Linked DNA regions of Mus musculus: all the other regions are linked to region 1. The links are chromatin loops, found by intact Hi-C in ENCODE. Cell type or tissue: heart. All regions are shown on one strand. Links, peaks and the distances in the headings refer to the core of each region. The heading gives the core; the rest is flanking DNA.

Evidence for each region. Hi-C counts contacts between places; a loop is a spot of excess contacts. Peaks named below come from ENCODE experiments on the same cell type or tissue, not always from the same donor. Only the 100,000 strongest peaks of a DNase experiment are listed, where the experiment ranks them.
Region 2: it touches region 1 in a loop (2.8-fold over the local background); 10 of 42 quality-filtered maps call a loop at or near these places.
Region 3: it touches region 1 in a loop (2.0-fold over the local background); 2 of 42 quality-filtered maps call a loop at or near these places.
Region 4: a loop joins it to region 1, with 4 times the contacts of the local background. A loop is called at or near these places in 5 of 42 quality-filtered maps.
Region 5: it touches region 1 in a loop (3-fold over the local background); 22 of 42 quality-filtered maps call a loop at or near these places.

The regions. Positions count from the first base shown.
Region 1 is chr8:11,547,457-11,553,685 of GRCm38, forward strand. Cars2 (cysteinyl-tRNA synthetase 2 (mitochondrial)(putative)) reads right to left here and starts at 3,315. Exons shown (of 15, transcript NM_001359137.1): 1 at 3,043-3,315; 2 at 2,802-2,852; 3 at 271-388. The coding sequence starts at 3,221. In heart, for the core only: a CTCF peak has its summit at 2,390 (motif pointing right); DNase peaks (open chromatin) are centred at 2,425 and 3,295; H3K4me3 peaks cover 1,612 bases; H3K27ac peaks cover 1,282 bases.
Region 2 is chr8:11,495,155-11,501,383 of GRCm38, forward strand. Naxd (NAD(P)HX dehydratase) reads left to right here and starts at 2,352. Exons shown (of 10, transcript NM_001190357.1): 1 at 2,352-2,472. The coding sequence starts at 2,433. In heart, for the core only: a CTCF peak has its summit at 2,408; a DNase peak (open chromatin) is centred at 2,327; H3K4me3 peaks cover 2,060 bases; H3K27ac peaks cover 1,373 bases.
Region 3 is chr8:11,775,881-11,782,109 of GRCm38, forward strand. It overlaps Arhgef7 (Rho guanine nucleotide exchange factor (GEF7)), which reads left to right. Exons shown (of 22, transcript NM_001372321.1): 3 at 5,275-5,359. Among named protein-coding and RNA genes, the nearest start is that of Arhgef7, 51 kb to the left of the region's middle. In heart, for the core only: no CTCF peak of the experiment used is centred there; DNase peaks (open chromatin) are centred at 1,561, 3,321 and 4,131; H3K4me3 peaks cover 2,179 bases; H3K27ac peaks cover 3,701 bases.
Region 4 is chr8:13,102,080-13,108,308 of GRCm38, forward strand. It overlaps Pcid2 (PCI domain containing 2), which reads right to left and starts at 3,264. Exons shown (of 14, transcript NM_178708.3): 1 at 2,696-3,264. The coding sequence starts at 2,731. It overlaps Cul4a (cullin 4A), which reads left to right and starts at 3,544. Exons shown (of 20, transcript NM_146207.3): 1 at 3,544-3,824; 2 at 4,115-4,230. The coding sequence starts at 3,677. In heart, for the core only: a CTCF peak has its summit at 3,395; DNase peaks (open chromatin) are centred at 2,792 and 3,582; H3K4me3 peaks cover 3,429 bases; H3K27ac peaks cover 2,660 bases.
Region 5 is chr8:11,598,577-11,604,805 of GRCm38, forward strand. No RefSeq gene overlaps it. Among named protein-coding and RNA genes, the nearest start is that of Mir7238, 34 kb to the right of the region's middle. In heart, for the core only: CTCF peaks have their summits at 3,612 (motif pointing left) and 3,812; a DNase peak (open chromatin) is centred at 3,615.

The DNA of each region.
Region 1 (6,229 bases), core at 471-5,470:
TGGAGTGAGGCACTCATCACAGGGAGGGACGGGGACAAGGGTCAGAGGACAGTGGACACCCCTGGAGGGGGTGCTTCTCCGCTCTCCACTGACTTAACTTCCCTCGGTGGGACCTGCCACCATCTCGGTCTGGTTTTTTTTTTTTTTTTTGGAGAAGAGTCTTCGGGACACATAAAGGGTCACAAGTACTAGGAATACATGAAAGTAGCCTCGGCAGGGAACGGCCGCTCAGCCACCGGCTTGCCGGTCAATGTGAGGGAGGCTGCTTACCTCGTTAGCTCTCTTGATTATTTTGTCATCCACGTCGGTAATGCTCATCGCCATGACCACATTGCATCCAAACACTCTGGTCAGGATCCTCCGGATAATGTCAAATCTAACATAGGAGCTGAAAGAAAAACACTGCCAGGCTGTCTTCAACACACAGAATCAACGGCGTTAATTTACTTATTCTATTTTCTGGCTTCTCGACACAGAGTTTCTCTGTATCTGTGCAGCCCTGGCTGTCCTGGAACTCACTCTGTAGACGAAGCTGGCCTCGAACTCAGAGATCCACCTGCCTCTGCCTCCCAAGTGCTGAGATTAAAGGTGTGCGCCACCACTACCTGACCAGTATTTTATTTTTAACCTAGTTTTTTTGTTGTTGTTTTTTGGTTTTCCATACAGGGTTTCCCTGTATAGCCCTGGCTGTCCTGGAACCAGGCTGGCCTCAAACTCAGAGAGACCTGTCTGCCTCTGCCTCTCAACTACTGGGATTAAAGGTGTGCGCCACCATTGCCCAGCTGTTAAAAATTATGTTATTTTTGATTATCTTGTTTTATTTCATGTGCATGTATTTTGCCTGTGTGTATGTATGTGCACCATGTGTGCATCTGACGGTTGTGAGCCATCATGTGGGTGATGGGAGGAACTTAGTTCATCTATAAACAAGTACTCTGAGCATTACATCATCTCTCCAGGACACAATGTTTACTACTGCTACTATAGTGTCTGTGGTATGAATGCTCTGTGTGTGTGTGTGTGTGTGTGTGTGTGTGTGTGTGTGTGTGTATGTGTGCCTCTCACACACACAGGAGAGGCAGATGTGCAGAATGTATGTTGAGGTCAGAGGACAGTTTTCGGGGCTTGGTTCTCTCCTTTCACCAAGTGAATCTTGGGGATCAACCTCAGGTCATCAGGTTCTTACAAGAGGTGCCTTTACCCAGGGAGCCATCTTGTGGGCCCCATCAGCTTTATTCTTGAAAAGAAATGGGTTACAGTATAACACGCTACTATGTAACTTCCAAACAGTGTTCTACAGTTGATGCTTGGTTCATAGGGAACTAAGCCAAGTACTTTCTTACAAACTGGGTCCCACCTGGAGGCCCAGAAGGGCCTTGTGAGACGCAACAAAAGCAATCACATCAGTTTGGGACACTGTATTGCCTTTTTTAAGATTAAAGCTGTTGGATGAGTTTGCATGTATTTAAGTGTGTAAAAAATCCTGATACAAAACTCAATGTCAAGACTGTTTTGTTCTTGTTGCTTTAGGTCAGGGTTTCTCTGTGTAGTCCTAGCTGTCCTGGAGCTTGCTCTGTAGACCAGGCTGGCCTTGAGCTCACAGAGATCTACCTGCCTTTGCCTCCAGAGCTCTGGCATTAAAGGTGTGCGCCACCACTGCCAAGCAACAAGAGCTTTTTACCACTCTTGTTCTCTCGGATTGTCCCCACTACCCCAGTGCTGGAGGCAGAGACAGGTGGACCCTGGGGACGAGCTTCCCGGCCAGCGTGGCCTGTTTGTGGACTTCCAAGGCAGTGAGAGATTCTGTCTCAAAACAGACAGAAGGTAGCACTTGAGGATGACATCTGAGGATGTCCTCTGGCCTCCACACTTGCGTTTCATTTAGGTCTAAAAATACCCAATTAAGGATGCTGGCGAGATGGCTCAGTGGTTAAAAGCACTGACTGCTCTTCCTAAGGTCCTGAGTTCAAATCCCAGCAACCACATGGTAGCTCACAACCATCCGTAATGAAATCTGATGCCCTCTTCTGGAGTATCTGAGGACAGCTACAGTGTACTTACATATAATAAATAAATAAATCTTTTTAAAAATACCCAATTAAAACTGTGCAAGAGTCAGGCAGTAGGCGTATACCTTTTATCTCAGCATTCCAACAAAGACAGGGACATCTCTGAGTTTGAGACCAGCCTGGTCTATAAAGTGAGTTTCAGGACAGCCAAGACTACACAGAGAAACTCAGTCTCAAAAACAACAAACAAACAAAAAAGTGCAAGACAACAACTAAAATATCAAGAGATGGGAAATGTCAACAAATACTGCTCCAATGCTCCCTGGAGTCTAGCAAGACAGTATTCGGTCAGTGGGTCAGTGGTGGAGCACTTAGAACACTTGGGGGCGCTGTGCTAAGCGGCACTTCATAGACATTTCCAGAAACTGCCATGAAGATGTCATGTTGTCATTTCTGTCTTCACTCAAAATAAGAACCATGATTCCAGCAAGAATGTGATCCGTCCAAGACCAGGCAATGATCCCCCACTGTTGGATTCGGGTCTCTGGACCAACCTTAGAAACATCTAATTCGCAAACGGGTCACTCTCTATTCCTTCACAGTAACTCCAATGGGTATGCAACTCCAAACAGCTATGAAGACCAAAGAGACCAACATTCCGGTGTCTCACAATTCCCAGAATGCAATCATCACTCAGTTCACTTAACAGATTATAAAACAAGCTAACAGTTTACTCTTTGCACAATAAATAACCCTCTGACTTTGTCAAAGGTTCAAATCTAGGAAACTCACCAAGCATGGCCAAGATGTGCATGGTCGTACACAGTCGGTCCACAGCTATACCTGGGAACATATTAAGATCCACCATGTGAGATATGTAAAAGGAGCCCTAAGTCTTCCTTAACAACCTTCACTGAACACGCGCGGTGTTTAAGTGACGCTCGGGAGACCACGTCAGGCTTTCAGAATTGACTTGCCCCTGCGCACCTTCCCGCCCCGCCTCGCTCCGCCCTGCCTCTCCCGGCGCACGCACCAGGAGACTGCGTCCGAGCGGGCCACTATCAGCGGCTCCTTCCTGCCAGTGAGGCTGTTATGCACCTGCACGCCGGTGTCCTGGCCTTGCGGCCGTTGCCATGACCGCCCGCGCCGCCCGAGACCCAGCGCGGCCCGGAGCAGCAGAGCGCCGGGCCCAGGCCCGCGCGCCCGCAGCATATTGGGGACAGATCCAGCGAACAGGCGGAAGGCAAGATCCTGCAGGCCAGGCCCAGCCGGGCGAACCAGAAGCCACGCCCGTTCCTCATGGGGCTCCGCCCACTCCCGGAAGAGGCTACACTCTGCCTGAAGTCTGGCAATATTTAGGCATTTGGGCACGGTGGCAGCGGAAGAGAGGCGGGAACTTCGAACCCTTCCCCATTTTAGCGCAGATCTCCTCGCCTTTCCTTATGGGTAACTTGGGCTCGGTGTACATCATTGTGTCTGCTGCTGGGACCCGGTGTGCCCCGCAATATGTACCCAATCTCAGCACACCACTCCAACACACTATACACCATCCCGCGGTCATCATGTCCTCATTTAAACACCTCAATATGTGCGCCTTAACACACCCTGTACCCCATCATACGTACAGCATATCTGCAAGTATGTACCTTGCCACAATCAGTACGTGTAGATCAATACTACATACCAAACTGCTGTCTGCAACCCTGTACATGCAGTATTTGTGTACTTCTTACTGTTCTATGGGCTTAGAATGAAAGAACCACACCAGGAAATGATCCTTTCCTCAAGAACCTGTAACTGGAAATGCCTGTTGGAGAAACGACTGCCCTTCCAGAGGACCCGGGTTTGAGTCCTAGCATCCACACGGCTACTCAAAAGTTTGTAATTCTTGTTCCAAGAGGGGCCAAGGCTTCTTCTGGACTCATCAGACACTACATGCATGTGGTCCGCAGACAGACATCCAGGCAAAAATACCGTTACACATAAGAATAAATCATTTAAAACTTTTTAGAGTCAAAATAGTGGCATCCATCGATAATCAAAGATTTTGGGAGAGAGATACAGGAGCAGCAATGAGTTCAAGACCTGCCTCAGCTGCAAGAGACCCTGCCTTAAAAACAAATGAAAACGAGAGCAGAAGTCTATCGTTCATCTCTTGAGGACTGTTTGGAGTTACATTCAAATTACCCCCACAAATGCACCCCTACTGGTGGCTTACAAAAGTAAAGAGTCCTTTGCTTGTCCAGTCAAGTCTGTCTGATACTAAGCATGCTCAGGTCTTTCAGTATTTTTGGTCTTCCCCACCCTTTTTTTTTTTTTTTTTTTTTTGGTTTTTGGAGACAGGGTTTCTCTGTGTAGCCCTGGCTGTCCTGGAACTCACTTTGTAGACCAGGCTGGCCTCGAACTCAGAAATCCACCTGCCTCTGCCTCCCGAGTGCTGGGATTAAAGGCATGCGCCACCACGCCCGGCCTCCCCCCTTTCTTTGATGCTCTCTTGAAAGGCAAATGATTAGGCAGACATGTTGTTCCCTACTTTTTTCCTGAAAGTTCTGTCCTCTAACTGCTTGCCCGAAGCTAGACTTCCAGGTAATACAGACTGTGTTCTATGCACTATGGTAGTCAAATTCGTGGTCTCCAAATGTCCCAAGTTCTCCAGGAATATCATTCTTCCTCACAGTTACCTGCCATCGTGGCAGTTTGTCATTGTAAATGTGTGTGCACTTATTTGTCTCACTTCTATGGCAATGTGAACTTCTCTTTCTGTACCCTGCACCCCAGTTGCTGAGCAACGGTTTCACTCAGTAGCCCAGGCTGACTCTAGCCTACCTGGCTTTAAGCCCCTCCTGCCTCAGTCTCCCCCAGTTTGGGGACTACAAGTGTGAGCTTGTCCCTCTCCTTCAGTTCGGAACTGTAAATTGAACTCCTTGCTGTATCCCGCAAATTCAGCAAGGAGCTTGGCCTGAGAAAGTACCCCCAAAACTTCCTATGCAGGCAGTGAGATCCCTGATAGAGAAAGCGTTGCCTCTGATATGAGGTGTGCCTGTTTAAAACCCAGAACCCGCAGGCCAGAATGCCGAAGCCGGGGAAGAGCCGGGGCCGGCAGTTTAGAAAAACAGCTCTAGGAAGTCTGGGAGCCAAACCTTCCATGATTTTGAATGGCTGGCATGTTTGGCTTGGCCACAGGAGATCATGATTTCAAAACCAACAATGGTGTTTTCTGTCTGCTGCAAAGCCGACTCTCATGTGTTCCACCTCAACTGGCAAAAAGTCTGCTCCTTGTTAAGCCTTCGGAGAGTCCTTCAGACGTTTGTGGGATGTGTGTGATGGCTCCCACCTGTGATCCTAGAACCTGAAGGGAGGCTCAAGCTAAAACTCTTCAGGGGTTTGAGACCAGGCTGGGACTCCATGGGAGTTCTGGTCCAGCCTAAAGAATAGTATTAACCTATCTTTAAAAAAAAAAAAAAATTGTAGGGACTGAAGAGATGGCTCAGGAGTTAAGAGGACTGGCTGCCCTTCCATAGTATTCTGGTTTGATTCCCAGCATCCACAGCTCTCAACTGCCTGTAACTCCAGTTCCAGATCTGATGCTGCCTTCTGGCTTCTACAGACACTGCGTGCACACACTACACAGACACACATGCAGACAAAACACCCATACACAGATTATAAAATATCTTAATAAAAAAAAAAACAGAAAATGAGCTGGTGAGGTTGCTCAGTGAATAAGAGCACCGACTGCTCTTCCAAAGGTCCAGAGTTCAAATCCCAGCAACCACATGGTGGCTCACAACCATCTGTAATGAGATCTGATGCCCACTTCTGGAGTGTCTGAAGACAGCTACAGTGTACTTACATATAATAAATAAATAGATCTTAAAAAAAAACCAGAAAATGATAAATATAACCCACTCGCTGGTGCTTAACCGTGCACTCCGCCTGTGTATTGACCTTGTGCACAGACTGATTGGGTGAATTGATGAATCAGGGTGATTTATCACAGTAATACCGCAGAGAAAACCCAGTTCAAGTCACCATTCCTAAAAAAATTACATGTATTTATATATGTATGACAATGTGGAAGTCAGAGGACACATTGGGGGTGTTCCTTTCTACCATGTGGGGATCACAGGGAGTGAACTCAAGTTGTCAAGCTTGATGGTCTTTTCCAGCTAAGCCATCTTGCTGGCCCCAGGCCTGTTTCTTATCAAATCAAAAAGCCT
Region 2 (6,229 bases), core at 444-5,443, 52 kb before region 1:
CATGGCCTCAATTTTCCTACCTGACCTTCTGGTCCTATACACTTAAGCCATCTGGTACTTTGCTTTTTTGGGTTAAGGTCCCAAGTCTTTGAAATTGGATGTCTATTTCTTTTTTTTTTTTTTTTTTTTTTTTTTTTTGGTTTTTCGAGACAGGGTTTCTCTATAGCCCTGGCTGTCCTGGAACTCACTTTGTAGACCAGGCTGGCTTCGAACTCAGAAATCCACCTGCCTCTGCCTCCTGAGTGCTGGGATTAAAGGCATGCGCCACCACACCCGGCTCAGATGTCTATTTCTTGAAGTGGACAACTTACAGGCCAAGATTTTGGAGAGATACTGGTGACATCTGCTCCAGTGTCAACCATTCCTTCAATCTCAATATTGTTTACTAGCATTATTAGTTTTGGCCTTTGATACTCTATAGTTTGCCAAAATATTCATTTTTGGCTCCCTTTGAGGCTTTTTGAATTGTCTATAGAACTTGTCTCAGCCTTGTCTAGTCTCAGAACTTTCTGTTCTCCTGTGAGGGGCTGCAAACATACAATGAGTCAGCACTCAGGTGATTTCCTATAAACCTTCTACCCACCTTAATTTATAAATGAAGGCTAGAGCCAGTGATTGGGCGGAGAAAGAGGGGAAGGTGGAGCTGAAGGTTTTGGGAGAGAAAGAGGGGGCGGAGACGATGGAGGAGGAGGAAGAAGAAGAAGAAGGAAAGTGGAGCAGAAGCGCCTGGTCTGGAGAAACTGCAAATTCTAAGGGGTCTCTTCTATGGGGAAGATGGTAGTGTAGTGGTAGATCTGCCCAGTCTAGGCACATAGCATGTATTCATACTAATTGAGTTGTGTTTTCATTGCCCAGGCTTTTGTGGATTGGAGATTTATCGCAACAAGGACACATATGGAGGAGAGCAAACAGAGCAAGACTCAGCTGGCAAGTAACATGGGACCTAAGGCTGAGATGTAGGTTAGACAAGCTCAGAATCTGCCCCACAGAGCACTGAGAGCCTATTGATAAAAAACCAGTTTTCTGTGTCTTTTATTCAGGAGCATCTCTAAGGGCTAGAACAGGCAGAAACACCCTATAAAATTACTGTAACAGTAACACATTTTATCAATAGTGTCACAACAACCCTATAAAATTACTGCAATAGTAACACGGTGTAACAATAGTGTCACAACGTCAAAGGGTCGAATATTCTTTAACGTTAGGTCTAAAGGAAATTCCAGTTCTCCAAACTCCAAAAGGGCAGTTCAAACATCCAGATAAGTTCAACCTGGACTGCAGAATTCCTGGGTGTTAGATAAAAGCTAGCATTCCTCAGGAATTTGTAAAGCTGCTTCCCCTAGGCTTCTGGGCAGAAAGGACAGATACATAAATAGCTACCTGTGGTGTTTCTGAGCATTTCAAAGCTCATGCTGCCCTCCAGGCTCCCTCAGTATCACAAGTTATCTGCTACACGTTTCAAAGTCCATGCTAACCTTCTCACCTCACCGCCTCCCATGCCCACCCCACCCGTTTATTCTCCTTACTGTTCTTGCTGTGTGTTCTCTCTGCTTCTCTCTATATATCCTTCATCTCCTGCTGTTCTCCCCTCTCTGATAGCCCTGGCCATGTCCAGTCTAGTTCTTTCTCTCTCTGCTCTGAACTCTCACAGATGCCTCTGTCTGGTCTCTGTCTCTGTCTCTGTCTCAATCTACAATAAAAACCCTTTGGTTAGCCATACCACAGAGAGGTCAAGACGCCAGTTTATACACTTAGGCCATCGGTTTGTGTCACTTTGTAGAAAACAACCCAGGCGGCTACTGTCCTCAGCCAGGCTTCATACAGGGTACAAGTGGAAGTATCAAAGACAGGTCAAAAGCAGTATCAAAGGCACAAGAGGCATGGGTATGAAAGAACTAAGTCAGGATGCTTTCCGGTTTGGGGGCGTAAGCTGTTGTAACCATGAGGTTGCCTATCTTACTATTGAGACAACAAAGACCTCGAGGAACCGAGGCCAGAAAATGGTTTGAGAGATGCTAAGCCTTAGACCTAGCTGTGGGACGCACCAGGGCCAAAGACATCATCTAGTTGGGCAGCACAGCTATGGACAGGCTGCCAAGGAAGCTGACCTCCAAGGGAATCGTGAACCATCAAGTTCACGAACAAAACGCTATAGAATAAAAAAGAAATAGGTCCCTAAACCGCCAAGGTTCTTCAGTGAGCCGGCTACCACAACGCTTAACCTGGGGCCAGGCCGGATTGGGTGCCTCGCTGGTCAAGCGGAGTAAGCGGAGGGTAATTGATGGACGCTGACCCTGGGGGTGGGATGAACCCGGAGTACGCTTCCGGCGGTGCAGGAAGCTGGGGCCGCCGGGCGGAGCCCAGAAGACCAATGGCGGTGGCCCGGCGTCCGCGCGGGGACACCTGGGAACCCGGAAGTGCGCTGGACCGCCATGGGAGTCCGCTGTGTGGCAATCCGCGCCTGCGGGGGAGGTAAGATCGATCCGGGCGTCCCGCGGATGGCCGTTCACGCCTGTGGGGCTGCGGCGGCCGTGGTGGCGCTGCTTTCCGCCGCGATCGCGCTCCAGTGGTCGCCGCTGTACGCAGGTACCGGCCGGGGTCGCTTCTGCCTGGCGCTTGCGCGTTCAGCGCCGGGAAGCCGGTGGGACCGGCCTGCGTGAGGACTAGGCTCCCCCCGCTCCCCCGAGTTATTGGGGGCCTATGCAGGAGATGCGGGCCGTTTCCTGAGCTGGATCGCGTCCACACACTGGCTCGACTTGCCACACCTATAGAAAGGCTTTTGAATAACCCTTTATTTAGAGACTGTTTTTCTCTTGGTAATTGCCTTTCTTTGTGCGCACTGAGGTTTCATTACTAGATTGACTTGCTAAATGTCTGGCAAAGACCTGGTAGAGTTCTGGGCTTTAGACCTTTCAACTGGCTGTGCTGGGCTGGAGAGATGGCTCAGCGGTTAAGAGCACTGAGGTCCTGAGTTCAATTTTCAGCAACCACAGGGTGGCCCACAACCATCAGTAATGGGGTCCGATGCACTCTTCTGGTGTGTGTCTGAGGACAGACAGCTACAGTGTACTTGTATAAATAAAAATAAATAAATCTAAAAAGAAAAGAAAACGGTGCTTAGAGTGAATCTCACTTAATATAAGGACTGCTGTCGCATGCTCCGGCTTAGACTTCACATTAACTTAAAGCCCTTGGGGCACAGAAGCCATGGTTGTCTTCCTCAGCCATGGTTTCTTTACGCCAACAAAATGCAGACAGGCTCGACCTGCTTTTCCAGACTCTGGATAGTCTTGGCGACAAAGTCAATAGTATTTACATTTTAAGTTCTCTCTTAATACTTCAGGGGATAAATCCACCAGGAGTGGCAGTAAGCCAACTAAAACGTGATCCAGTGTAAAGTGTCGGAAAATCTAGTCGATTCTCCTCCAGCCTTTTACTAACCGAGCTCTCTGTCTTGGTACAAAGTGCCTGACTCGTCAGGGTATCCCAACGGCATCCTATTGTGGAACAGATTCATCGTCAAGGACAGAGAGCAACATACTGTTGAGTGACAGCAAAGCAGGAAAATGCTTGTTAGTCTCAGGTGTTATCTTAGCATTCTCTCCCTGTGGGGTGCAGACTTTTGGTTTGCTGTCTGTTGCTATGTTAATCACCCTGACCAAAAGCAACCTGTGGGGAAAAGGTTTATTTCAACTTGTATTTCCAGGTCGCAGCCATCTTTAAGGGAAGTCAGGCAGGAACTGAAGCAGAGACCATGGTGTAGCTCTGTTTCTTCTGTCACCCAATGCCACCTGCTCAGGAGTGGCACTGCTTCCTGTCAGGTCCCACATCAATCAAAATCCAAGACAGCCCCCCACGGACATACCACAGGCTAACTGATCTGTGTTGTCCTCAGCTGAGACTCCCTCTTCCCAGGTGGCTCTTGGTTGTGTCAAGTTAACATAAATACTAACCATAACTAGGGGTGTGTTAACTTAGTGATATTAATTGGGAAGTTTGCCTGTTACAAGAATGTTAGGCCACGGACAAGTTAAAATAAGTAAATATTAAATATTAAACTCCCTAAAATACCCCTTGTCTTAGAACATTCCATCCTTCCACAACTGAAGTGTTCTTGAAGTGTAGGAGTGGTCTGTGGTAGATGCACCTGTTTCAAAGAACTGGGGTGGAGTCAGGTGAGGGCGGCAGTGCTGGTTGGTGGTTTGGACTTTATTTGGCATAACTTCATGACAGGTTTTTTGTTTTTTCTTTTAATTCCTCCCAAATGATTTTAGAGACCATGTGAGAGATTTTTGCTCTTTTGGTTAGTCAGGTGAATCATTGGTTAAAGAACAAGTTATTTGGCCCTCAGCTAGCAGCATTTTGGTAACATGGTGTAGTGGAACACATTGAATTCACATCTTGGTTAGCACTGAGTCAGAAAGTACAGCCAGGAGATAAAGATTGGAGACAGGTCCGAAGGACGCAGCTGCAGTTATTCCCAGAGCAGTCCCCTCCCTGCATACAAGTGGGGAGATTCCACTTGGGGGAGGGGGTTTTCCTGTTCCTAGATCTAATGTGTTTTAGGGGCTGGCACATCCTAGTTTAAGCTGTACTTTTCTAAGCATGCTCAGTTTTAGGGTATCCAAGAAGGAAGGATGCGACACGTTTCTGGGCTCCTTAGTGAAAAGTGAGGGGGTCCAAGCTCAGAGGCTGAAGATGATAGAAGCAAACCCTTCTTGCTGTGCTCATTTTGGGGTCAGAATGGAAACATGGCGAACATAAATATTTCTAGGCATGCTTAATGAATCATTATTTTGGTTGTCCAAGTCATAATGACTTTGTGACCCCGGCTGTCTCTGCAAGTTTCTCCTGATTTTAGCTGAAACAGAAGGAACAACTCTAAAGGTCCAAAGATGGAGGAGTTTGCCCCAAAGGTGCCAGCTTTGCCTAGCAGCTCTGGAACCTGTTTCCTCATCTGTACGTGGGTGGAGTTAGCTGTTAATGAGCAGTATGATCTTAAGCATTCAGCCAGACACATCTGTTTTTCACCCACAAAGACTGAGACAGCATGCTTTTGCCCAGAGTGATAGGAGGAGCTTGCAGGAGAGGAGTTTATAACAGGTGTGGACAGGTCTCAGATGGGTGAGCAGATGCTGAGGGCCGGGGGCCGGGGGAGGTGGAGGGCAGGAGTTTGCTCAGATGCCACTGTTCCTGGGACAGCCACAGACTGTCTTCCACTGCAGATCCAGGGAGATCCAGGAGAGGGCTTGTGCTGTCAGGGCCTCTGGTGAAGACAGGCCAGGCTGGGAATGTAGGTGGCTTGTAAGGTGCTGGGGGGTGGGGGGGATGAGCAGCTCAGTCTGGGTGGGAGGGAGCAGCTAGGACAGAAGGTAGCTAGCCATGACAGGCTCCTGGGACTGAGGCCGGAAGCTTCCTTGACAGGCCTGGTGGGGCCTTTCTCTGCCAGAGGTTCCCTCATGTTTTCGCATTGTGTGGGCTTTGGAGTTGATAAAAAGTGGTTGAGGTGGTGGTTACAATGCCGTCCTTACACTTGGGGCTGTGCATGTGCTTGGCGAGGTCAGGGAGATACTCCAGTCCGTAATGCACGCGCCACATAAGCATGAAGACTTGGATCCTATCTCCAACCCCTATGGAAAGTCAGGCATTGGTGTGATTGCTGTGAGCTCGCAATCCCAGTGCTGGGAGGGGCCACGGGATCCATGGGACTCAGTGCCAGCCAGTCAAGCATAAACAACAAGACCTAGGTCCTGAGAAGAGACCCTGGCTCAAAAAGTAAGGTGGACCTGAGTGATGGCTCAGTCTGTAAAATAACTGCTGATAGGTGTGTGCTGCTGGAAACACAGACGGGAGGGTCCTGGTACTTGTTGTGCATTCAATTTAGCCAAAACAAACAGCCCTGGGCTCAGTGAAGGACCCTGGCTCAAAAAGTGAGGTGGGAGCCGGGCATGGTGGCACACGCTTTTAATCCCAGCACTTGGGAGGCAGAGGCAGGCAGATTTCTGAGTTCGAGGCCAGTCTGGTCTATAGAGTGAGTTCCAGGACAGCCAGGGCTATACAGAGAAACCCTGTCTCGAAGTGAGGTGGGGAGTGACTGAGGAAAATACCCAACATTAACCTGACGCCTCTATACACACACAGGTTCACATGTGCACACTCATTACATCCTTCCATACACACACATGTTCACGTGTGCACACTCATTACATCCCTTCATACACACACAGGT
Region 3 (6,229 bases), core at 453-5,452, 230 kb after region 1:
TTAGGTTTAGCCTAAGCATTTGTCACAACTCTGTTCAGGTCCTGCTGTGGTTGGGTTCAGGTCTAGTGATGGGCAGGCAGTGCTTTGCCAAGTAGAGATAAGGGACGGATAGCGGCTGTAAGGGGCCTGTGTGACCTGTGTGACTGCACCGCCTCCTGGTATCTGCAGCATCGCACTCCCCTCCTTGGCTGGCAGTGTACTGTCGAGGGCAGAGTTCAGATGGCCTGAGTCAGAGCTCATTTCCCCACGTGTAAGATGGTTTGAACTGTAAGATCTAGCCTTTGCATGCACTGCTGTGACATTTACCCTCAGCAAGCTTATCTCCACTCTGTCGTGACTGGATGCTGTCACTGCCTAGCTGTGCTTTATGATGGTCTCTCCTAGGCCTGGGAAGGGTGCCTGGCCAGCAGTGTGACTGTGTTCTGACTGCCCTCCTGGAAATTACCAAAGATAATTGACTTTGTCCTTAAGAGTATGTTCCCTGCCATAGTGTTTGCATGTTGAGGAAGAGGATCCACAACGGAATAAGATTCAATTCTTATCTTAAAGGACAGTAGCTTGTTCAGGGTCATCTTAGGTGAGAGCGTTGTAATTGTTATGAAGCTCTGTCTTTATCCCTGAGGAGCAGTAGGTGGACGTAAGCTCAAAATCTGCAGGAGCCTGGAAGATGAGGAGCCAGGGCTGGATCTCACTGTCTGATCAGTGTGGACCATTTGCATTATACTTAAATAGCACCACTTACTTACCATTCATTGTCAGTCAGTCTTGTTCTGAAATCACAGATTCTGCCTGACAATATGGTAGGACAAAAGTATAATTTTAAACCTTGCAAGCAACACTCCAGAAATATCTGCCAAGACTTGTGTGTGTGTGTGTGTGTGTGTGTGTGAGAGAGAGAGAGAGAGAGAGAGAGAGAATGAATGAGTATAGCTTCCTCATAAACCTCTTGTGGCGGAACTGATTGATGTCAAGGTGTTGGGTCAGTCTGTCCTGTGAGAGGGTCTCCATTCCTATTGAGATGGCGGAGGAGAGACACCTTTCCCTGGCACTTCCTAGGTGTAGCCAGCCAGATAAGGATGCCTTTTAGTCATTTAGGTCTGAGTCACCCAGCTTGGTTTGTTTTTAGTTTAGTATCTCAGGGTGTATCGCATCAGTTGTGTGGTCAGGACATCAGCACGAGTGTCTGGATAGGCTCTGTCTGTGTGTCTGCGCTGTTGAGCCTTCTGGATTTTAAATTCTATGCGGTGTCTACATGTTGGTTCCTGTGGGCTCTCCTGCCTCTGTCTAGGTTGGCTTATATCTTGGTAGTCTTGAGGCACTGTTCTCCCTCAAGGAGCGTTCTCATGTCTGCTGATGTGGACGCCACTGATGACTCCTAATGCATGGCACACATGGCTTCCAAGGCTGGGCCCTGGCTTCCTTTACCTTTGCGGTGAGGACACAAGGAGTCCTGGTCTCCTCCCGCCAGCCTTGCAGTGCTGTTCCCTTGTGACCCACATTCCTGCAGCAAGCTGCTTCTGAACGCTGGCAGATACGACACTGCAGGGCTTTGCTCTTCACACTCTTGTGTGTAGAGCGTGGCTGTGGACACGTGCGCTTGCCCAGTTGCCCAGAGGTGACACTGTGGAGAGTGTAGTACAGGCCAGGGTAGAAGAGTTCACCTGGGTGTTTGTCCTCTTCTGCCTCACAGTCTGTCACCTACTGAAGGACGCAGTGGGGTCCTCTGGGAAGGAATGCTCCTCACAGCAAATTAGCATACATTAGGGTTTCCTTCCTTCCTCCCTCCCTCCCTCCCTCCCTCCCTCCCTCCCTCCCTCCCTCCCTCCCTCCCTTCTTTCTTCTGAGTCTCTGTGGAGCATTAGCTGCCAACACTGTATAAGTGCTGTGTTTTAGATTTGGGGTGGAAGGGACCCTTGTTGCTGAGGAGTGTGCCAGTACCTACTCAAAATCACCTTTATTTTGCGTCACAGCGTCCTGAGAGGAGGAGGTACTGTGTTAAAAGTGCTTTTGTTCTAGATGGTCTGATGTTTCTGGAAGTCCTGTTTGTTTGGAGTTGGAGGCCTCACCTTGCTGATGGACACTGCTTGTGGACAACTCCCCCACCCCTGTGCTTAAAGCAGAGGCTTCTCTGACCAGTTCTGCTGCCTGGAGCTAGTTGTCATTCTCCACAGCAGCTCCACTTGGGCCTGTCCGGTCTCATTTGAGGAACCGGGTCAGAGGCTTGTTGACCCTCCCCACAAGACACCTGGAACTCCATGTGATGGGTCCCAGCCCCAGTTAGGCCAGTGTTTGTGTGCCTGCAGGATGAAGACTAATCTGGGAACTGTAGTGAGGAAAAGTCTTACAGCTGCAGTAAGCCTGGGTTAGAGATGGAGGAGGTCAGAAAATTGTGTCCTGATAGGACAGTTCTGGGGTGGATCCGTTCTTAGCAACTGTGCCAGGTAGGTAGGCTTCTGTGTGTCCTCCTGTTGTTTTGATTGAGACAGTGTTACAGTTTGCTCAGAAGATCTGGGGCCGCATGTGAGCAGGCACCTTCATGCCAGCCCACAGGATCACCTTAATGGTGACAACTTATCAGGTAGACACTGGGCAGTTGATGCCACATTTTTCCTGTTTCATGCTCTTGTACACGAGCTAAGCCTGACACTGCATTTGGATACCATTACTAACCATAAAATAAGGAGTATGCCCAGGCAGAGCACTTGAGAGGTCTGGAAGAAGTTATGGCAGGAGGTGGCAGCTAGGTCAGATTGACTAGTCTAGAAGACTAGATAGACTATAGTCTTTGAAGATCTGGAAATGTGGTTAGTTTTGGCCTTGGATCCAGGGTCACAGGCTTCTACTAAACCTGGATAGATGGACCGTCATGGCAGGAGATGGGCAGGCAGATGTGCACTTCTGGTCTACATGGTGACGGTGGCCTACACCTTCCATGCACTGTGAAAGCCAGCCTCCCTGCAAGCCTGCGCTGTTAGCCCAGTGTGCATCCAGGCTGTGTGTTCTGTCCTGGACACCTCATGGCTCTGGGCGCAGTTTCTGTGTGTTACTGGCTGGTTTATGAAAGCTGTTTCAGGGAAGGTCCCGGGCCTCTCTCCTGGTTCCTTTGGCACAAATGCTCTCTGAACTAAAGGACTTTTGCTTTTTGTTGTTTAGATTGCTGTTTAGTGAAGTAGTCCTTTCTGCTCCTTGGAAAAGCAGTCCTGTCTGAATGCTCTTAGGCTTAGAGTATGCCTTCTGTTTTGTCTCTTCTTATTGTTGGGTTTCCTGAGGAGGAAGGTAGTGGTAGGCTCACTGAGTTCTGACGTCATGCTGAAGCCCATTGGCAGGCAGATGCAGCCAGTCAGGTCCTCCGTGGTATCTGGGTAGGAGAGCTATATAATCCTGGAATAACAGGAAGCTTCCCATATTTCACATCCTGTTGTTCTGGGGTTTGTGACTTGCTGCCTTGCCATAATGAAGGTTAGTGGACATTTGTGTGTGTGTTTCTTGGGGATTATGCCGTAGCTTGAGTCTTCCAGGCACAGGGTTAGAACTGAGAGCTGAAGGATAGACCATCGCTGCAGCAGTTTATAACTCAGGGGGCTTCACGTTTGCATGAGAAAACAGGCCTAGGCAGGACAGTCATTTTATTCTTTAAAAAGATATAACTTAACTCATATGGGACTCTTAAAAATCTGAACAGGGAGGGAGGTAAGCTTAGACAGAGTTCTCATTTGGACTGGCTTTCTGTTGGGCACAGGTGTTACAGCCCAGGAATCAAGACTGTAGTCATAAAGGTTCTGAGGGCTCAGCCTGGAGGCTCAGAGGGCTTCCTGACATATTACCGTTTGTGCTTTGGTTTGGTTCTTGGGAGCTTTCAGCAACATCCTTTTTAGAACAGTTTTGACCCTCAGCCTCTTTTTTGAGCTACATCTGACTCTCTGGATGAGTGCCCCACAGATCCACGGAGTCCTGGTCAGGTATGCATTAACTAGGCAGTGTGAAATGTGTGGTCTGGTCTGCTTCTTTGGGCTTTACGCTCTAGAGTGGAATGCACACATCAACACTGGCCACAAAGTTTTCCTTGTGATCAGTGTACTTGGGGGATTTCTGGAGCTCAGGAAGGCTCAGGCCTGCTCCTCTCCTTCAGGAAGGAAGATGAGTAAGGCTCAGCAGGAAGGGGAAGGGGGTAGGGTGTGGGAGGCAGGAAGGGGGCGGAGGAGGGAGTTCCTGGCACTGAGAAAGACTGCAGATGGAGGCGAGGAGGGCGAGGTACAGTGCCAGCCCATAGGTGTTCATCCCAGGCAGAGAACCAAGATGGTTCCAGTTTGCTTCAAGAGAGAAACAATACGGGATATATTTTGGCATCCAGGCTTTTCTTTCTATAATTTGTACCAGTGAGGTTTTTCTAGGATACAGTGTTGGAGGATTTGGTTATCAGAATGTCAGTGTTTTAGCATATCTGCAAGCATGCACATGCACACACACACACACACACACACACACACACACACACGCTCTCGAGCCTCCAAACAAAAGCCAGACGTGGTTAACCAGGTCATCTTTTGTATGTTCTCTCTCCTAGATTTAGGTTGGTGGTACATCCACATAACACACAAATGCACACACACTGGTACACATACACGTATGCTCACACACATTTGGTTTTCAGATGTCTTATAATCAGGCTAGCTCATGCATCTTCTCTTCCTGCCTTAAGCTTGTGGTGTGACTAACTCCGGGTCAGAGTGGGCTGCCTATAGCCTAGGTTCTTCAGAACTCTGCTCAGAGGCCCTACCCTGTCTCTCCTCTGGGATCCGCTTTATCTCCCACCCGTTGGCTGTCATCCTCTGTGCTTCCCTGTGTCTGCATGTCCTTGTGTGCAGTGGGGTGAATTTAGTTTACCTCCCTTCCATGCTGGAAGAGAGCATCCTTGGCATGTCCATGGGCTTTTATGGTCTAAGGAGAGAGGATTACAAGCTACCATGAGCCTTTCCTGGGTACCATTAACTGTTGGCTCCTGGCCCACATCCTGGCTTTCGCCTCACCTGGGTACTAAAGGGAGCCGAGTTAGGTTTGGTGCTCTTCCAAGGGCTTGATGCCCCATAAGGAGATCCTCACAAGGGACTTCCAATGGACTCCTTTCCCAGGGAGCCACTTGGAGGCTGTGCTGTCTCTTGGGTTTTTCAGACAATGCTGCTGACCATGTGAAACCACATATTGTCGGGAGTTTTGTTTATTCTGTGCTAGCATAAAACTCAGTACTAATTTTCTTGCTTTATTTTCTTCTTTCAGACTTTTGATGCAAATGATTTGTATCAGGGGCAGAACTTTAACAAGGTCCTCAGCTCCTTGGTGACACTAAATAAAGTGACAGCAGGTAAGACTCTTTAGGTGTCCTCCCATTGAGGATGTGAAGGCTCATGGCTTTGGTTTTCTGTCCTCAAGGTAAAATGAGCCTTTGTTCATTTGTTCATTTGGCATTTCACCTTCCGCTGATGGTGGTCTGTGAGTGCTGGGGCAGCACTTCCTGGTGCAGGGAGCCTTCACTCCTCAGCTGCCCTTTCCCTGAGCCCTGCATCTCCTGCCTCCTGACTTTACAGCAGGAGTGGGGGCTGTTGGTTCAGAACACTGGGCTGTGCCACTGCTGGGGTGTGGCTGTGTCTTCACTGGTACACGGTTAAGATTCAGAGCATGTGGTACTTTCACACTCCTTACCACTCACAATGTTGGTGTCTTAGTCAGGGTTTCTATTCCTGCACAAACATCATGACCAAGAAGCAAGTTGGGGAGGAAAGGGTTTATTCAGCTTACACTTCCATACTGCTGTTCATCACCAAGGAAGTCAGGACTGGAACTCAAGCAGGTCAGGAAGCAGGAGCTGATGCAGAGGCCATGGGGGGATGTGACTTACTGGCTTGCTTCCCCTGGCTTGCTCAGCCTGCTCTCTTATAGAACCCAGGACTACCAGCCCAGAGATGGTCCCACCCACAATGAGCCCTCCCTCCCCTTGACCACCAATTGAGTAAATGCCTTTCAGCTGGATCTCATGGAGGCATTTCCTCACCTGAAGCTTCTTTCTCTGTGATGACTCCAGCTGTGTCAAGTTGACACACAAAACCAGCCAGTACAGTTGGTTTCCAAGTCCCTTGTTTAGTGTGGCCTTGAGTCCCACAATGATTTTTGGTCAGCGGTGGGCTGTGCTGTGGTGCATGCCTGGGTAGCCTCTGCCAGCTACTTCTGTGTGTGC
Region 4 (6,229 bases), core at 537-5,536, 1.6 Mb after region 1:
TCTATCTCAAATACACACATACATACATACATACATATGTACACACACATACATATCCATAATGGTTTTTAAAGAAAGAGTATAAGGGGAATTATGTTTTAAATTTTACTTTTTTTATTTGTTTCAGCTGGGTGTTGGTGGCACATGCTATTAATCCAGCAACTGGGAAGCAGAGGCAGGCAGATCTCTAAATTCAAGGCCAGCCTAATCTACTGAGTGAGTTCCAGGAGAGCCAGGGTTACACAAAGAGAGTCTGTCTTTAAAAGCAAACAAACAAAAATTGACTAAGTTATTTTATTTTAGGATCTGCCATGTGGGTGCTGGGAACTGAACCCAGGTCCTCAGCAAGATCAGCAAGTATCCTTAACCTCTGAGCTATCTCTACAGCCCAGAAATTATTCTTTAACATAAAAAGCAAACAGCAGATACAAATAGAAAGAGGGCCAGGATGTGACTCAATGAATGATAGAGCACTTGCCTAGATGCATAAGACCCTAGCTTCAGTCCCCAGATCCACATAAAAAGAAAATCAATATAGAAAGGAAAACAGAAAAATCATATCCTGGACAACGAAGACGATACCTGGTCTGGGAAAGGGCTCTCAGTGAGGGTAACCCACCTCTACAAAAGGGACTGGAGGACAGGAAGCTCACAGTCCCACATTATCTAGAACAAGAATACATGCAATGTGTAACTCTGGATTGCACTCTGGATTCAAAAAACAAATCCTAAGAAACAATTTGCACACCTAAGCGATCCATCCCATATACAATCACCAAACCCAGACACTTTTGTGGATGCCAACAAATGCTTACTGAAAGAAGACTGTTATAGCTGTCTCCAGAGAGGCCCCACCAGTGCCTGACAAATACAGAGGTGGATCCTCGAAGCTTACCATTGGACTGAGCACAGGATCTCCAACGAAGAAGCTAGAGAAAGGACCTAAGGAGCTGAAGGGGTCTGCAGCCCCATAGGAGGAACAACAATATGAACTAACCAGCAACCCCAGAGCTCCCAGGGACTAAACCACCAAAGAAAACACATGGTGGGACTCATGGCTCCAGCTGCATATGTAGCAGAGGATGGCCTAGTCAGTTATCAATGGGAGGAGAGGCCCTTGGTCCTGTGAAGGCTCTATGGCCCAGTGTAGGGGAAGGCCAGGGCCAGGAAGCCAGTGTGGGTGGGTTGGTGAGCAGGGGGAGAGGGAAAGGGGATGGGAATTTTCAGAAGGGAAACCAGGAAAGAGGACAACATTTGGAATGTAAATAAAGCAAATATCTACTGAAAAACAAAAAAACAAAAAATGTGCAAAACATTGGAAAATTAAAAGTTACATGCATCAGTGTCAAAGTTCTCAGGCTACTAAATGCATTGTGGTTACAGTGAATGTCCTTGTTCTTAGGGCTACGATGTCTGTGATGTTCTTTGGCTGTGGGTTCTGAATTAGAGGTAATTTATTACTGTTAACCTTAGGAAATGGAGTAAAGTTTCCTTCTAGTTTGACCTTGAAGAAAAGTGGACCTCACTCCTTGCTGTAAGGAGTAGACTCCTCAAGCTCCACGTTTCTCTCTTTGAAACATATGCAGGCTCCCCTTGCAGGCCATCAAAACATCACTATGGACTTGGGATAACCCGGAAGCAGCACAAGCATGCTGATGCCATGCCATTCCCTGTGACAGGAAAGAAAGACCTTTATTCCTGGCTCAAGCAGTCACAAGAGTAACAGGCTACTCTTAACCTTATTAACACCGGTAAGGATGGCAAAATTCAACCAACCTGACCCCAACAGCTTCTGGGAAATCAGCACAGGAATCATGGGGAAAGAGAGACAAGCAATTTGTTAACAGGTAGCCACTGGCCAAGGCTATTGCCAGTGTGTTGAAATAAAGACTGGTCTTTTGGCCAACAATGAGATCACTAAGGTTCAAGCGTGATCTCCAGAATTAGCATCTTGCTAAGTGTTAAACATGTGCACTGTAGAGCCAGTCTCTGATGCTTCTGAGCTGGGAAGACTTGGGTTAGCCGCCTACGGAGCTCTTCAAGGAGGGCCTTGTGATGGAATCAAAGAGAATACATATGCACACGCAGCACCGACAATAGTGCCGCTACTTAAGAAGCACACAAGTACTGCTTCTAGTACTGTAGTACCCAAAACTGAGCTGTTTGGGACAGGAAAAGGGGGCTTTGGTAATAGAGCTAAGCGCAAATCCAAGGTTCATAAGCAGCCATGAGCAGCAAGTGTAGTCAGTTAAAACGTTCATCAGTCTTCCCTATCTGGCTGCCCCTTGCACCAGGTGTGTTGCCTAGTGGGATTCACATCTTCAACACCCTAGAAGACGCAATCACGGCCCTCCACCCGGATGCAACAGTGTTTGCCTGTGCCACTCCCAGGCTTTAAGTAAAGCCTTGATGGGCACCGCTGCCAAGAGACACAACGTGCTTCGTGCGGACAGCAGCGCTGACTACACAGACAACCGTTTCTACAAGTGGCCCCGATCTTGCTACCTCCACCTCGGATCCTCCTCCTCCTGGTCCACCGGGCAGCACCTGCAACTTCCGAACAAGGCAGGCTGCCCACCGCGTGCAGCACACCCTCCTCGCCTCGAGGCCAGCCGCAGGACCCCCGGCACCGTCCGACCCGGCCCCAGGACTCACCCCTCGTGGCCCGTAGGCCAGGATACCAAGCGAAACCCACCTGCTGTAGGTACTGGTTAATGGTGATGTGCGCCATAGCGGCGGCCGCGGGTGTTGAGTGCCTCACTTCCGGCGCAGGTCCGTTTCCGCTCCTTGTCCCCACACGGTAACCTCTGCACGTTGGTTCCGGAGCGGGTGAAGGTGGAGCGAGCCGAGCCGAGCCGAGCCGAGCCGGTGGTGAGAGCACTTCTTTGGGGGCAGCTGTCAGCGCGGTCGCCGGGACGCCTCGGGTGCGGCGGGGGCGCGCGCGAGGGCGGAGGACTGACGTGGAGGAGTTCCCAACCGACTTGGGAACGTGTCCCTGGTCACGTCGGTGTGCTAGCGACCCGATTCCTCGCACCCCTCTCCCATGAGGGTGACCCGATCCCCAACCCTCCGTGTGCAGAGGCGCTCCTGACTCTCCCGGAACCAAAGTCCAGAGCCCACTGGGAAGGCGTCCCGCGCACTCCTAGGATGTGTTCCTGAGTCCTCCCACATCTCACACTGGGGCACCCCAGATAAATGGGTGCAGAGCATCCCGTCCCCAACCCCTCGGCGCGCTAGCGCACGGAGCAGCATCCCTGAGCATCCTAGGTGTAAGGTGATCCAGGAGGCAAGGTTGCCGGGTGCTTTTATCCACTCAAGTCCTCGCCGGGGTGTCCTCGTCACGGCCCTCGACGTGACGTGGGGCGGCGAGCTCCGGAGCCCTCGGTGCAGGTGTCACGGCGCCCTCTCGCGAGCATTCGTTGTAGAACGCCTGCGAGTCCCCGAGCCCTCCTTGGGCGGAGTTCGCGCATAGGAGGAGGAGCCGGATCGTTCCGGTGCGCGCCGCGGCGGTTGGGCCTCGGGCGCGCGGACCCGGCCGCGAGCAGAAAGAGGAGGAGCCGAGCGCTCACGGGCGGAGCCCGACAGCAGCAGGAGGAGGAGCCGGGCGCGCACGGAGCGGGCGCAGGGCAGGAGGAGGAGCCGGGCGGCGCGGGGCGGGGCGGCGTCCGGCCCAGCCATGGCGGACGAGGGCCCTCGGAAGGGCAGCGTCTCGGCTCTCATGGGCCGCACCAACGGCCTCACCAAGCCCGCGGCGTTGGCCGGTGGCCCCGCCAAGCCGGGGGGCACGGGAGGCTCCAGGAAGCTGGTCATCAAGAACTTCCGAGGTGGGTGCGCTCCGGTGAGGAGCGAACGGGGCGGCCGGCGGGTCGCGCGCTCGGACAGGGCCTCCTGGGGCTGCCCGGCAGGCCCTGTCCCCGCGCCCCGGCCCGCCTGGTTCCCGCACTGTCCCGTCTCGGCGCCGCAACCCGACTTGTCCCTGCACCTCACGCTCCGCCACGTCCCCGCGCCCCAGCTGGCCCCGATCCCGCACCTCCTGGCTAGCCCGGCCGGGCCCTGCCTCGGTGCCCCGGCCTGTGCTGTCCCCGCGCGGCCGTTGACCCTCTCTCCCCCACAGACAGGCCGCGGCTGCCTGACAACTACACTCAGGACACGTGGCGGAAGCTTCACGAAGCGGTCAAGGCCATCCAGAGCAGCACATCCATCAGGTACAACCTGGAGGAGCTGTACCAGGTGAGCGGCGGCGAGGGCCTGCGAGCACCTGGCTGGGTTCCTCCTCCAGCAGCCACCGGGGCCAACGCTAGGGAGGCCCGCCCGTCCGCCCGCCCGCCCGGGGAGAAGCTGCGGCCCGAGCCTTCCCTAGCGGAAGCCGCGAAACCCTGGGTCAGCAGGTGTTTCTATGGATCGCCGCCCTGGATTAGTGCTGTGTGTTGAGGCTTAGACCAGGCTGCTTAGGAGGTGTACGTTTTCCCAGCGCCAGAAGAAAGGAGGTGTTTGGAGCTAAGAGGCACAGAGCCCCCAGCAGTCTTCAGTGTTATCAGAGTGCCAGTGTGTTATACATGGAACTCAGTACGGCCCCACTTGCTAGTAGGGTCCCTGGGTTGTGACACACACACCCCCTCCCCAACACACACACACTGTTTTGTAGTTTAATTATTGCAAATAAGGTTGCAGACAGATTCTGGTAGGGTTTTTGTTTTGTTTTGTTTTGTTTTTTTTTGAGACAGGGTTTCTCTGTGTTGCTCTGGCTGTCCTGGAACTCACTCTGTAGACCAGGCTGGCCTTGAACTCAGAACTCCACCTGCCTCTGCCTCCCGAGTGCTGGGATTAAAGGTGTGCGCCACCACGCCCGGCGATTCTGGTAGTTTTAACTTAAAGACAAGTTGTGTCTGCAACAGGGGGGGAAAATCATCCGAAGTACATTTTGCTGTTTCAAGCACACTTTTCTGTCATGGTTTTATACAATAACTGCTAAATATTCTGTGTTTTAGTTTGTGATAGAACAAATAATTACTTATATGTTACTTAAAAGTTACCTAAGAGGCTTGTTTTATCCTGGTTACAAACTGAGTGTATTGTAAGTTACAGAAAGCACAAGAAGAAAAGTAAGCAGTGGTACCCGAAGGAACCTGTGGCAGGCCCATCACTCCCAACCCCAAACTCCCAAATCCAAAACTTGTAGTGCACTCATGAAAAAAAGACCCACACCTGACTTCCTCTGCTGGGCCTCAGACAGAACACAGTATATGCTAAAACTGTTGAATAAAATGACCATCGAGCTAGGGCCAGCCAGATGACCCAGTAGGTAAAGCGCTGGCAGAGCCAGCTTGACAACTTGTGTTCGAACCTCAGAACCCTCAAAAAGGTGGAAGGAGAAAACTGACTGGAGACGCATCCCCAGACCTCCAGCCTCTTGACGTGACACAAGCACCCACACATACACTTGGTGTACACACACAATGATAAAACAAGGGATATGGGGTACGAGTCAGCTTTGTGTCTGTTTACACTTGATTCTCAGTACCCAGATACATCATTGTGTATGTGCAAGTATTAATCCGGAAGAAAAACATCTGAAATCCACAACACTAGTAGCCCCAAGCATTCTGGGTAAGGGACCACTGGCCGATGGTGACGGATTGGTGTATATGTGTCTGTTCTTTGTCTTAAGTTTGTGAGTTGATTGTGTATTGAAGGAGAGGATTTTATTTAAGGTTTTGTTTTTGTTTTGTTTAGACAGGGCTCACTGTGTAGCCTTGGCTATTCTAGAACTCACTGTGAACAGTCTGACTTACAGAGATCTTCCTGCCTCTGTCTCTTGGTGCTGGAATTAACATTATGCACTACTACACCCGCCTAAAGATTTGCTTTTATTTTTATTATTTTAAGTATGTGCCTATGTGTAGGTGTGCATATGAATACAGTGTTGGGGGCATGTGACATGTGCTCCAGTAGGTTTATTTTGTTTATTTTATTTTTTTATGAGAAGAGAGAGTCGGTTGGTTTTATTTTTTACGAGATTCACTGTGGGGCTGGAGAGATGGCTCAGCAGTTAAGAATGCTCTTACAGAGGTCCTGAGTTCAATTCCCAGCAACTACATGGTGACTCACAACCATCTGTCATGGGATCTGATGCCTCCTTCTGGTATGTGTGAAGACTGGGACAGTGTACCTTATAACTATGGGGAAAAAAAAAGGTCTCACTGGGTATTAGTCCCGGCTGCCGCTCATG
Region 5 (6,229 bases), core at 678-5,677, 51 kb after region 1:
CCCCAAGGATCAGTAGGAAAGGACACTACACATTTCTTGCTGAGGGTTGTCTTTTTAGGCTGAGAAATGAGAATATGAAAAAATATTCAGGCTCTATACACAGTCCGATGAAAAGGACTCAACAGCCCACTCGCAGGGCCACCCCAGTCAGTCCCCATCGTTCTCAGAACTGACCACACAGAGGAAAAAGTTGCTGCCCTTGCTATGTGAGCCATTCCTCCCTCTCCTCGGACCTTTGGCTGTCATGTGTGACAGTATATACATTTATTGTTAGGTTTTGTTGTCCCAGATGCTTAGACAAACAGCATCGCATGCTATGCATCTTCTTCCTGTCTTTTTGCTCAAGGTACATCCTGTCTACTGACAGAGACTCGTTCTAGTCTTCACCAACACCGACTAGTGACCTGAGCAGAATATAACACTACAGCACTGTGCCGCCAACTCTACAGAGAGGCACGGCGGTGGCTTCTCACAGTCATCAGCCCTCCAGTGTGAACATTTTTCCACGAGCCTGCCACGTGGAAAGGCGTGGACCACGACTTCCCAAGTGTATAAAAGGAGGAGGAGCTTCAGGGATGTAGGAGGAGCCTGTGCCTGGAGGAACCTGATCTGTCACAGTGGCTATGGCAGTGCCACCCTCCCTGGAATGGAAGAAGAGTAAGGGTCTTTATTTCCTGTGATGGTTTGTATATGCTCCACCCAGGGAGTGACACTAGTACAAGGTGTCGCCCTGTTGAAGTAGCTATGTCACTGTGGGTGTGGGCTTTAAGATCCTAGCTGCCTGGAAGCCAGTATTCTGCTAGCAGACTTCAGATGAAGATGTAGAACTCTTAGCTCCTCCTGCACCATGCCCACCTGGATGCTGCCATGCTCCTGCCTCGATGATAAAATGGACTGAACCGCTGAACCTGTAAGCCAGCCCCAGTTAAATGTTGTCCTTATAAGAGTTGCTTTGGTCATGGTGTCTCTTCACAGAAGTAAAACCCTGACTAAGACATTCCCATAGTATATTCCAACTTTTGGGCTCCACTTGGCTCTCAGGTATAAAATCTTGATGTTCTGTGATTATTAACCCAGTTGAGAACATTGTAACTTGGGAGACACATCTGTCCACCTCTTCTGTCACCTGCCTGACAGTGATTGTTGGCCACTTTCAGCTTAATTTGTTGATTTTCATGAATTATTCACACTTTCTAAACAATCTTTTTTGGGCTAATGAGTCTCTCCCTACTGACTTGCTGGCCTGTCAATCTCTTGATAATGTCATTTGATTGAGTAGCCATTTGTTCATTTATTCGTTTGAGACAGGGTTTCTCTGTGTAGCCCTGGCTGTCCTGGAACTTTCTCTGTAGACCAGGCTGGCCTCAAACCCACAGACTTCTGCCTGCCTCTGCCTCCCCAGTATAGGGAATAAAGGCATACATTACCACCATTGGGCTAGTAGCCATTCTTAATTCTAGTATACTAGAAATATTTTAGTTTTTCCATGATATGTGACTGTCTTCAGACCCACCCAATGGGAAGCTGTAGAAATAGTCTCTACATCACCTGTATGGGTTTATAGTGCATTTCATTTACCTCTTTAACCTAAATGGAATTGATTTTTGAGATCTGTGAAGTAAGGAGCCAAGGTTCTGTTTGGTTGTTTTGAGACAGGGTCTCACTTAGCATCCTTGGATGACCTGGAACCCACTATGTATGTTGGGTTGGCATCAGACTCATAGAGATCCATCAGCCTGTCTCAAGCCTCATGACTGTGCAGATTAAAGACACATGCCAGCACCATGCCCAGCTAGCTACTTTTTCTTGCTATGACAAATGTCTCTTGGAAATACTGTGGGGAGCAAGGGTTGATCCCTTTGCTGTGGTAGGAAAGGCATGGCAGAACTCATGGCCACCGGAGGATATGCCAAGGCTGTTCACACTGTTGGACCAGGGCACTGAGGATGAAGCAAGAGTGGAGCCAATCTACAACCCTGACAGGCCAGCCCAAGTGACCCGCCTTCACCAGTCAGTCCTCACAATACCCTGAAACAGCACCCCTACATGGAGACCAGGCATTCAAACATACCAGCTGTGGTTGAATGATGGTCCACACTCAAACCACAAGATCAACGGCCACTTTCTCCTGTCAGTGTTCCCAGGCCTCCTTGCCACTTACTGGCATGCATCCTTATGTGGCTGATTCAACAGAAGCCAGCTGCTCCAGCATAAAGCAGGGCTGTTCTGGCCTCCAGTTTGCCCCATACTGACGAGTAGCTACACCCTCAAGCCCAGGTATCCTGCTCCCACCTTAACCTTGAGAGTACAGGTTCCCCACCTATGTTCTTCCTTAGATCTCGCCTGCAAGTGACCCTTTTATCTTCCCCATATAATGTGACGGTCACCAGTTAGCTTTAGTAAGTAAAATCTCACTTTGGGTCTAAGAAAGTTTTTTGTTTCCTTTCTTAAAAACTCTTTATTTGTACATATGTGTGAACCTGGGTGAGTTTTTTGTGTACCGTGTGCATGTAGCAGCCCATGGAGGCCAGAAAAGAGAATCCCCTGGATTGGTGATCATGGGTGTTTGTGAGTCACCGTGTGGGTGTTGGGAAGAGAACTGCTGAGCCCTCTCTCCAGCCACCTAGTGCTGTCTTTAATAACCTTTTCTTACTCCAAAAGATTAAGGCCCAAATAGAAAAGGAGAAAATACAAGAAGCAGGGAACCTGCAGATGGAGTGTGGCCACGTGTGAATGTCTTCCTATCTGCTCTCACGCATGCACGCGCACACACACACACACACGCACACGCACACACACACACACACACACACACACACACACACCTTTGCTGTGGTGCAGATTCAGTGTGGTGAGGTAGGGGCCACCTTCACACTGCGCACCCTCTAGAGTCAGGATGCCTAGCTGTGCCTCTGACAGGCCTAAGTCCAGCCCTGCAGCATAGACATCTGCAGGGTGGCTGCCCCTGCAGGGACAGTGGTAGGGACTCGCCCTGCCCTGGGGCCACGTGAGCTTGAATGTGGGTATGTCAGTTCACTGCAGAGATTTGGGAGACAGATTCTGTTCCCAAAGAAACAAAAAAGTCAGAGCTAATTGCTTCTGTCTTATTTTCCTAGTTAAGCATGCAAAAGAGAAATCCGATAAAAGGCTATGTCTAAATAAGTTGAAAATAGCTCTTTCGACAAGTGTAAACTGAGCATGCTAGGTGTTGGGAACACAGTGTTTTCTTGTTTAATTGGAAACCATCCTTTTCTCCCCTAGCTGAATGTCAAAGGGATTCTCTGTGGATTGTCTGCAGATGTTTCAGCCTGTCGGTCCAATGCAACCTTGTAAGACAGTGGCAGACCAAGTGGTGGTCATCTGAGAGTCACCTGCTTCAGAGAAGGTGAACGAATGGAGGACCTCAAAACCCCTCACGTCCCACCCACTGGGGACGGCTGTGATGCTTTAGCTTGGCATAAGGTAGATAATGAATCCCTCTAACTTCCGGATTGAAGGCCCATACAAGAGGCTCAAACACCACTAGTATTAGTCTGCTGAAAATACATCCTAGAAATGATTCCACCAGTGGCCTTTTGGACTGTGATGGTGGTGATGCTGCCCCCTACTGGTAGAGGAAAACACAGTCGGAGCCCTGATCTAAGACTTCCAGGTTCGAGAGGGTTAGGACCCACAGCGGGCTGGGTGCAGAGGCTGCCTGCTAATACCTGAGCCCCGAGGGGAAGACTGCACAGCCCGGTGACCCTAAAGTGACAGTGTTGGTACTTTTAGCTAGTTCCAGACAGGACTTGCTGTTTCCCTCCTACTCACCACTTCAACTCTTAATCTTTCACATTTAATTTATTTGTGTTTGTGTATGTGGGCACACCTCAGTGCCCATGCGGATCGGAGGACAGCTTGTGGGAGGTAGTTTTCTCCTACCACGTGGGGCCTGGGGGTGAAGCTCAGTTTGCCAGCAAGCACCGTTACCTCCCCAGCCATTCTGCTAGCCCACATAGTAAATCTGCACGCTTACTGGATACTCGAGGTTGTAATGATCTGAGCTGTATTAATTTGTTCTGCTGTATGCTCAGCCCCTCCTCACCGGGTTGCTTTGATTCCTGTGTACCATGGACACTTGTTAAAAGTCATTCCATTTCATATGCATAGTACTTAGGAATACATTCGCTGTGCCAATGTGAATTATGTTTCTTTCTGATTTGTTTTTTATTCTGGGCTACTTTTTTTTAAATCTGTAATTTCCCATATTAGATATTTTATTATCAGCTCACATTAATTACACATGCCATGGGCTTTGTGTGACATTTTTATACTTGTATATAAGGCTCTGGTTATATTTTCTCATTACCTACGCTGTCCCCTCATGCTGATTCCCTTCCATTTACCCTCCAAGTCTGCCTCTGTCTGACCATCTGTTCCCCCTTTGGAGTTGAAATGCTCAAAAATCAGCAGCAACATTTTTTGTTAGTCTGAGCCACGGAGCGCTTGAAAGTGTAGCTGTCTTCGTTAGGGTTTCACTGCTGTGAACAGACACCATGAACAAGACAATCGTTTTTCTCTTTATAGCCCTGGCTGTCCTGGAACTCACTCTGTAGACCAGGCTGGCCTCCAACTCAGAAATCCGCCTGCCTCTGCCTCCCAGGTGCTGGGATTAAAGGCTTGTGCCACCACGCCCAGCCATAAGACAACTCTTTTTTTTTTTTTTTAAAGATTTATTTATTTATTATATGTAAGTACACTGTAGCTGTCTTCAGACACTCCAGAAGAGGGCGTCAAAACTTGTTACAGATGGTTGTGAGCCACCACGTGGTTGCTGGGATTTGAACTCCGAACCTTCGGAAGAGCAGTCGGGTGCTCTTACCCACTGAGCCATCTCACCAGCCCAAGACAACTCTTATAAGGACAAGATTTAATTGGGGCTGGCTTATAGGTTCAGAGGTTCAGCCCATTATCATCAAGGTGGGAACATGGCAGCATGCAGGCAGGCATGGTGCAGGAGGAGCTGAGAGTTCTATATCTTCATCTGAAGGCTGCTAGCAGAATACTGACTTCCAGGCAGCTAGGGTAAGGGTGTTAAGCCCACACCCACAGTGACATACCTACTCCAATAGGGCCACATCTATTCCAACAGAGCCACACCTTCTAATAGTGCCACTCCCTGGACCAAGTATATACAAACCATCACAGTAGCATAATTCCATTTACAGGGCTTTCCAATTTTCTAGTTTAGAAAATTACTACACATCTAAAATTTGCCTCAGCCATCCCAAAATACTCCACAAACATGATGCTCCCATCTTTACAGCACCTGGGGACCATCTTCAGTGCATCACAGGCTGCTCAAAAGCCAGCCCTGGCTCATGTGCCTTTGGGTACATTAGATATTGCTGAGTGTTTGGGTAGGATCATGGCTGCCTCCACTACTGTCACAGAAAATGGTTATACGGGTGGCTCAAGGGGGTAAAGGTGCCTGCCACTGAGCCTGAAAACCCAAATTCCACCTCCAAGAAGGTAGGAGAACCAGCTTAAGTTGTCCTCTTCCCTTCCCACAGGACCTGTGGCCTACGTATGCACGTGCACATTCACACACATATAAATAATGCAGAGAAGCAATGAGAGGAGGAGGGGGAGGAGGGAAGAGGTGAGGGAGGAGCACGGGGAGAGGGGAGGGCAGGAAGGGGGAGGAGTAGCAGACAGAGACTTGTACAGGAAACCAGGAACTTGAGTCGTTCAAATATTTTCTTCCCAGGTAGTTTTTGTGATGAGCCATCATGTTACACACGACCATGTAACTGAGTCCTTCAGGTGTGCTTCCCGGCAGCACGGTGACACCACACTGTTCTCCCACACTGCTGGACTTGCCTCCTGTGTCCAGCAGGCTCCTTGACTCAGAACCACCTACTGTGCTGTGGCACTTCCTCAGTGTGACAGTTTGTCATATAGCCTTGGGGGTTGGGGTGGGGAACAGCTCAGGGGTCCCAAGAGGCCAGGCTTTCTCTCTTCAGACCTCCTGGGTTTAGAGGAGTCCAGGAACCCTCCTGAGAGGACTAAGAAACCAATGAGCACACCTGACCTCACCTGTCACCCAGTACACTTGGACAGGCAGTGGCCTAACTTCAGCATGGGGCAGAATGGGCCAGGCAGAAGCATGGTGTCTGCTCATGTCAGCTCTGTCTTTTCTCCTTGCAAGGAAGCCTTTCTTCCTCTCAGAGGGGATCTTACTGAAGCT